Linked DNA regions of Homo sapiens: regions 1 and 3 are each linked to region 2. Evidence: read pairs that join two places in POLR2A ChIA-PET (ENCODE). Cell type or tissue: MCF 10A. All regions are shown on one strand. Region 1 overlaps PC (pyruvate carboxylase). Region 2 overlaps PC (pyruvate carboxylase). Region 3 overlaps PC (pyruvate carboxylase).

Region 1 (2,500 bases), 56 kb after region 2:
GGATTTCAGGGACATTTTGATGATTTATTAGACAAATTGAAACTGCCTTGGCTTATCTGGGACATGTGACTGCTGACATTGTTCGTCAGCTCTCGTTGGGAAGCTCTGAGTGCCACTGGTGGCCCTGCTGGAGGCCAGGCCAGTGACAGTTTTATCAGAAGTGGGGTTTTTGGTTTTGGTATTTTGGTTTCCAAGTGCCTGTCACACTGTGCTCCTGATGAAAGCCGTGACTTACTCCTTTAGTTGAGTGAAGAGTCCATAGGCCAACTCTGATGGGTCCGAGCTCCTGCTCTGGAGGGGGCCATATGAAGCGGGCTCCAGGCCGGCTCTGCTGGTGGCCTGGGTGTGTCACTTAATCCCACTGCACCTGGTCCCTTACCTGTACAGGGAGGTGATGAGGGGCTGTGAGGGTTACTGAGTGAGTCTGCGTGAAGAGCCACAGTGGCCCCTGCCTGGCAAGGAGCAAGGCTCTGCTGGGGTCACTGCCCACCATTGTGCCCTCCTCCACTGGCACTGGCCGGGCACCAGGTGGAGCTCAGTGAGTATGTGTTGTGTGCTATGGAAGCGGCAGCTCTGTCAGGAGCGGGGCAGGTGACGGCCAGGCCCTCGCCCTGCCTCAGCCTGCAGGTCGTCGTAGGTGCCTTCCTGACTCCCTTCTGGAAGGGGAATGCTGAGTTATTGATCTGAAGCTGAAGCTGGGAGGGAAATGGAAGCTGTGGAGTCACCCGAGAGGCAGCAGGGGAGGAAGCAGGTGCCCCACACACTACTGGCTTCACTGTGGCTCATTCTTGCTTGCAAGGAGTTATTTACACGTCCCAAGTGACAGTCAAAGCTGTCTTATTTCTTGGTCTCTTATGCACAACCCGAGGCCAAGAAAAGGGATCTGTCAGCTGGCATTTGCAGAAAATAGCAAGTGGGTCTCTGGGCTGTCAGCTCTCTGGAGAGGAAAACAGGGTGAAGGATCTTTGGGTGATGGTGGTTGCTTTTCTCTCACTCACTCACTACTGTTTCCCCATTTCTGAGGTCAGAAAGGGAGAGCTTTGCTTGTGTGTATCACCAGGAGCAAGCAAGACAGTGGCATCCCCCGAGGCGTGTAACTGTAACCTGAGCTGGTTGCTGGCCCTGGCAGCATCCCAGAATGCCCTTCACACCTGGGGCTCTAGCAGCCTCCCTTGAAGAGTTGCGGCTCAGCTCGAGGGAGCAGGAAACGGCTCTGTGGGTTCTGTTAGTAAAGCCCTCTGCATTTCCAGGGAAGCTTCTCAGCCAAACTTGACAACCTTGAGAACTTCTTGATTGCCATCCACCAACCAAATACCCAAAAGCAGGGTGCAGCATGGGACTGCAGCATGGGACTGCAGCATGGGACCGCAGAGGGAGCCTGGCCCCAGCCATTGCTGCCCCCTGCTTCCTGTGCCTGGCCATCGCCTATTCTGTGCCGTGCTGTGAAGATGGCAGGAAGTGCCTGGAATGGTGCCAGCCAGAAGGGCTGCAGACTGGTGGCACTTGCTGGGAATGTGCCATTGTGAGTTGAAAGGCTGGCATACTCCAGTGTCTGGGCTTGGTTTCGTACAGCCTGAGGACCGGGAGTGTCATTAATACCAGAGGCAAGGCTTCTGGGGGTCTCAGGAAGGCCGTCTCCCACCCTCTGCTGCCACTTCCGAGGGTCACCATAGGTGCCTCCAGCTGCAGGGGTTCCTTCTTCTATACCCCAAGTGCTGTGCAGAGGCCCCTGCTCCCTTCGGCTTTGGGGAATGGTCTAGTATTGGGGAGCAGGGGGAGTCTGCCCACCCAGCTCCTCCCTTTGAACCATCCCAGACCCCTCAAGCTCAGCATACCCAGAGTCGGCTTATTCCACCATAACCTTGAAGACCCTGCTTCCTGGAGAGAGGGTGGTGTGAGGGGGCCACGCCCATCTTACAGTGCGGTTTCTCCCAGCCGATGTTGATTCTGGAAAGGCCTGGGTTTCAGATCTGGGAAGGCAGTGCCATTCGATAAGGAAAAACTGGGTTAACCAAGTTCTAGGAAGGGTGCAGGCGCCCTGGGAATGCAGTGGTGTTTCAGTTCATCTTTATGTCTGTTGGGCCCCATCCGTGCCTGGCATTGTGTGCGGGTCAGGGAGAGACAGGTTGGTGGTGGGGGTCTTGTGTGACCACAGCGGTGAGCTTAGTTTCAGGGCCATAACTAGGTTCTAAGGAGCAGTGCAGCCCTCACCCTCCGTCATTCACAGCAGCTCCTGACAGCCTTCCCCAGCCCCACACTGCCTGCTGGCCAACATTTCCGTGTCTTCCGCCTCACTCGGCAGCACATCCCAAATCCATCACAGAAACCTGCCCTCCCGTCTCTGACTGCCTCCTGTCTCAGACCACCTCCCTCATCATCTTGCCAGGTCCCTAGGGGGCCGAGGGAGCAGGCTGTGGGCTGTGGATCAGCTACTCTCTGCGTGACCCAACCTCCCGCCTCCCTGCAGCCAGCGGCCCATGCCAGCTTCTAGGCCTCAGGT
Region 2 (2,500 bases):
GTCTTTTCCAGCCTAGATGTTGGACTTCATAGACAATGATGTTAAATCAACTATTTTAAATTTGTCTAAAGAACTTAAGGAAAATGTGAGAAGAGTGTCTCACCAAATAGAGGGAGGCCAAGGCAGGTGGATCACGAGGTCGAGAGATCGAGACCATCCTGGCTAACACAGTGAAACCCCGTCTCTACTAAAAATACAAAAAATTAGCTGAGTGTGGTGGCACGCACCTGTAGTCCCAGCTACTCAGGAGGCTGAGGCAGGAGAATCGCTTGAACCTGGGAGGTGGAGATTGCAGTGAGCTGAGATGGCATCACTGTACTCCAGCCTAGGCAACAGAGCAAGACTCAGTCTCAAAAAAAAAAAAAACAAAAAAAACCCAGAAATTCTGGAGTTGAACTGTGTAGTTACTGACATGAAAAATTCACTAGAGGCTGAACAGCAGATTTGAGCAGGCAGAAAAAAATCAGCAAGCTTGAAGATGGTACCTTGAGATTTTTCAGGCTAATGAAAAAAGAATGAAGGAAAATTAACAGCCTCAGAGACCCATGGTGCACCGTCACACAAATCAACATATGCATCATGAGAGTCCCAGAAGGAGAGGAGAGAAAGGGTCAGAAAGAATGGCCACAAGCTGATGAAAAACAGTAACCTACCCACTCAGGAAGCTCAGTGAACTCCAATGAGGATGAATATCAGAGATCCACACCTAGATATTTCATAATCAAAGTGTCAAATGACAAAGAATCTTGAAAGCAGCAAGAGATGAGCAACTTATCTTGTTCAAAGGATCTTTGATCAGATTAACAGCTCATTTCTCCTCAGAAATCATGGGAGCCAGGAGATAGTGGGATGAACACTGTTGAAGGCAAAACCTTCAACTGTAATTATTGGACTTTTGAGTCTTAGATGGTCCTGACCTCTTTGTCTTCAGGGACAGTTTTTCAATTTAATCCCTAATAACAATTAGTCAAGCTTCCTTGACCTGTAGGAAGGCCTGTCTTTAGGCCGGGCACAGTGGCTTACACCTGTAATCCCAGCACTTTGGGAGGCCCAGACGGGTGGATCATTTGAGGTCAGAAGTTCGAGACCAGCCTGACCAACATGGCGAAACCCCCATCTCTACCAAAAATACAAAAATTAGCCAGGCGTGGTGGTGCATACCTGTAGTCCCAGCTACTTAGGGGGCTGAGGCACGAGAATCGTTGCTTGAACTTGGGAGGCGGAGGTTGCAGTGAGCCAAGATCGCGCCACTGCATTCCAGCCTGGGAGCCTGGGTGACAGAGCAAGACTCCATCTTAAAAAAAAAAGAAGACCTATCTTTTATAGAGTTCCCTTCCCCAAGTTTTTCTACAAATACCCAGGGATGCTTATGTGTTCCACCAAGTTTGGAACATAGTTAGGGAGTGAAAAACATAGGTTAAATGAATGTCATCTGTCTGGCTTGGTTATTTCCTTGGCCAGCTGTTCTCTTCTGTATGTTGCCTAGTTCTCCCTGCCTCAGGGCTGTTGCTTCACCCTTCATACCATATTGCCTTAAATACACAAACGACCTGTCAGGCATTTCACAACATTTTACTGAATGCTTGGAGATAGCAGAATGGAATTACAATACAGAAAAAGATGTTTTGCTCACAAAGGGGAATTTACCCTTTACCTCAAGAAAAATAGAGCAATTGCCAATAACAATATTGGTGGCCTCTCCCCTGCCCATTAACCATCAAGACGTCAGCAAATACTGGGGTCTAATCTCAACTAGTGTTACTCCAGGACACCATATGGAGCTGACTGCTGATGTTCTGTTCTTGATAATATCCCTTATGTGTGTGTAGCACTTTATAGTTTTTTTATTTCATTTTTTTCTTTTTTTCTCTCCCCCCCCACCTTTTTTTTGTGTGTGTGTGTGACAGGGTCTTGCTCTGTCACGAGGCTGGAGTACAGTGGCACCATCCAAGCTCACTGTAGCCTCCACCTCCTGGGCTCAAGCAATGCTCCCACCTCAGCCTCCCAAGTAGCTGAGACTACAGGCATGTGCCACCACACCCAGCTGATTTTTTTTTTTTTTTTTTTTGAGACAGGGTCTCACTCTGTCACTCATGCTGGAGTGCAGTGGTGCAATCACAGCTCACTGCAGCCTCAACTTCCAAGGCTCAAATGATCCTCCCACCTGAGCCTCCTGAGTAGCTGGGACTACAGGCATGTGCCACCATGCCTGGCTAGTTTTTGTATTTTTTGTAAAGACTGTGTTGCCCAGGCTGGTCTCAAACTTCTGAGCTCAAGCGATCCTCCTGCCTCGGCCTCCTGAAGTGCTGGGATTACAGGCATGAGCTACAGCACTTGGCTAGTTTTATTTTATCAACCAGTTTTCCCTGGAACTGGTTATGGTTGTGGTTTTGCTGCTTATGGATGACAGACCCGAGGTTCAGAGAGGTTCAGTGTCTCTCTCAGCTTCACTAGGAAGAGTTATAGCCAAGCTCTGACAGCAGCAAACCAGATTCTGGCC
Region 3 (2,500 bases), 78 kb after region 2:
TGGTCTGGGACTGGACGTGGCTGAGCTTGAGGGGGAGGCGGCCATTTCCGGCCCCCCGGCCCCGAACCAGCAAGGCCACAGTGAAGACCAGTAAGGCAGCCACCAGCACACCCCCCACGGCCACGGTCAGGGTCCCGCCCAGCACGTGGGCCTGCAGGGCGTGGCACAGGGGCGAGGCCGGCAGCGTGGAGAAATGGGCACAGCCCAGCAGCCTGGTGGCCGTGAGGTCAGAGGGCCCAGCGGCCGGTGACAAGGCCAGCAGGCAGAGGTCATAGTCAGCGCCGGGGACGAGGTGCTTCAGCAGGAAGTGGTGGCTGGAGGCTGGGACAATCCTGCAGGCAAGGGCAGGTGGTCAGAGCCCGGGGCTGGGGTCTAGCCCCATCCTCACCTCCCCACTCCCGTGCTCCCAGCTCCAAACACCCCTCCCCCTGGGGCCACTCGGGCTCTTGGGTTCACTCAGGAAGGTGAACAGGCTGGAGAGTGTGGCCAGGAGATGGGTGTGTGCACTGGCACAGGACGCAGGCAAGCGAGGGGAATGGGGTGGGGGGATGGCACCAGCAGAGGCAGAAATAACACGCGGGCGCGGGCCATGTGCTTCAGACAGACCCAACCGCCACCTGCTGCCGGGGAGGCCTGCACAGCTCAGTGACACCTGGGACATCTCGGGGTGGGGTCCTTCTGCCGCCCCTTGAGCTCCAGCCCCCTCAGGCAGCCAGGCCAGGCCAGGCCACTGCTCCTCCAAGAGTCCAGCAGCCATGGTCGGGGAGGGGGTGTCAGCCCCAGAGAGAGGAGGGGTGGAAGCAAAGCCTTGTGGGGAGCAGAGGGCGGAGGAAGGGCGCCGGGAGTGCAGCCGGGTGTGGGGCACGCATCCTCACCGGTAGATGAGGGTCTCATCTTCGCTGCTGTTGTACTGGATTTGGAACATCCACACTGGGTCGGCTGGCCGCCCGGGACCCCAGCTCACCAGCCCTGAGGTGGCGGTCACCTCCGTCACCTGCACGGCTGGCTCAGACTCCAGCGTCCCCTCACCCTCGGCAGCAGTGCGAGCGGAGGCGGCGATGTCCGAGGGCCCGGGGCGGCCCCCCTCGGCACTGCTGTTCCCACCATGGGGCAAGGCCAGCACCCGCAGTTCTACTCGGGCTGTGGCCTCACCAGCAGGGTTGGTGGCGATGCAGGTGTAGCCCCCAGCGTCCCCAGCGCCGGTCACCCCAATCTCTAAGGTCCCGTTGGGGAAAGCCCGGGCTCGGGAGGAGTTGCCAACCAACCGGTCGTCAGGACCGACCCAGTGCATGGTAGGCGCGGGGTCACCCAGGGCCCGGCACCGCAGCGTGGCCCGCTGGCCTTCCAGCACCCAGAGGCGCTGCGTGTGGCGGGCAATGAGGGGCGGCTCACAGGAGAACTCGCCCTCGGGCACTGCCCAGAAGTAGCGGCCGGCCAGGCCGGGCGGGGAGGCGCACGTTTCCAGGTCGTCCGGCCGCGCCAGCCGCCGCAGCCACAGCAGCTCACAGTTGCAGTGCAGGGGGTTCCCGCTAAAGCTCAGCACCAGGGGGGCGGGAGAGGCCTCTGCATCACGCCCACGAGAGAAAAGCGGGTCCGGAGCCAGCGTGGCCAGGCGGTTGGAGGTGAGGTCCAGGCGGGAGAGCTGACCGAGCTGGGCGAAGGCGCCTGGGGGCAGTGCGTCAATAAGGTTATGGTCCAGGTTGAGGGTGTGCAGGGCAGGCATGGCGCCGATGCCGGCCCAGGGCACCTGCCGGAGGTTGTTGTAGGACAGGTCCAGGTCCTCCAGGCTCTCTAGGAAGTCGTCGAAGGCTCCCGGCGCGATGCGGCCCAGCTGGTTGCCGCTGAGGATGAGGTGCTGCAGATTGACGGGGCCCCGGAGGCTCCCGGTGCCCAGCTCCACCAGCCTGTTGCCGTCAAGGTGGAGGGAACGCAGGCTCTCGAGGTCCCCAAAGGCGCGGGCCCCAATGCGGGTGATGGCATTGCGAGACAGTGTCAGGTCCACCAGTCCCGTCATGTTGCGGAAGTCAGGGGGCCCCAGGGCCTGGATGAAGTTGTCAGCCAGCCGCAGCTCCACTGTGCGCCGGTCCACGTTGGGCGGCACAAACAGCAGGCCTCGGTGGGCACAGAGGGTGCTGAGCGACTCGGACAGGTTCTGGCAGACGCAGGGCAGCGGGCAGGCGGCCGCTCCACTGGCCAGCAGCAGCAGCAGGAGCGGCGGGGCCATGGTGAGCGCCCTGTAGGAAGGGGCCACAGCCCAGGCACAGGTGGGGCTGGCGCAGGTGCCCACTTGGGCCCAGGACAGTCCCAGAAGCCAGCTTCTGTGAGCCTGGCCCGGGGAGGGGCTGGGTCAGAGGCCCAAGAGGGCCGCCAGAGATGAGGGAAGGTTGGGGCCTGCAGGGCCAGGCCCCCCAGAGCAAAGGTCACATTTCCCAAGCAGTTAAGGGGGAGTCCAGGCGCTGGGGACAAGGTGAGGCATGAGGCAGGAAGCGGAGGAGGACCG

The links. ChIA-PET counts read pairs that join two places held together with the same protein. Peaks named below come from ENCODE experiments on the same cell type or tissue, not always from the same donor. Only the 100,000 strongest peaks of a DNase experiment are listed, where the experiment ranks them.
Region 1: POLR2A ChIA-PET joins it to region 2 with 17 read pairs; 6 of 35 experiments call an interaction of 5 or more read pairs at or near these places.
Region 3: POLR2A ChIA-PET joins it to region 2 with 19 read pairs; 7 of 35 experiments call an interaction of 5 or more read pairs at or near these places.

What each region holds. Positions count from the first base shown.
Region 1 is chr11:66,879,640-66,882,139 of GRCh38, reverse strand. The region is part of intron 3 of PC (pyruvate carboxylase); the gene reads left to right. Among named protein-coding and RNA genes, the nearest start is that of LRFN4, 24 kb to the right of the region's middle. RefSeq lists an enhancer at 1-164. In MCF 10A, no CTCF peak of the experiment used is centred here; a DNase peak (open chromatin) is centred at 1,109.
Region 2 is chr11:66,935,647-66,938,146 of GRCh38, reverse strand. All of the region lies in intron 3 of PC (pyruvate carboxylase), which reads left to right. Among named protein-coding and RNA genes, the nearest start is that of MIR3163, 2.4 kb to the right of the region's middle. In MCF 10A, no CTCF peak of the experiment used is centred here; a DNase peak (open chromatin) is centred at 1,556.
Region 3 is chr11:66,857,469-66,859,968 of GRCh38, reverse strand. All of the region lies in intron 12 of PC (pyruvate carboxylase), which reads left to right. LRFN4 (leucine rich repeat and fibronectin type III domain containing 4) reads right to left here. Exons shown (of 2, transcript NM_024036.5): 1 at 876-2,500; 2 at 1-332. The coding sequence starts at 2,224. Among named protein-coding and RNA genes, the nearest start is that of LRFN4, 1.7 kb to the right of the region's middle. In MCF 10A, no CTCF peak of the experiment used is centred here; no DNase peak of the experiment used is centred here.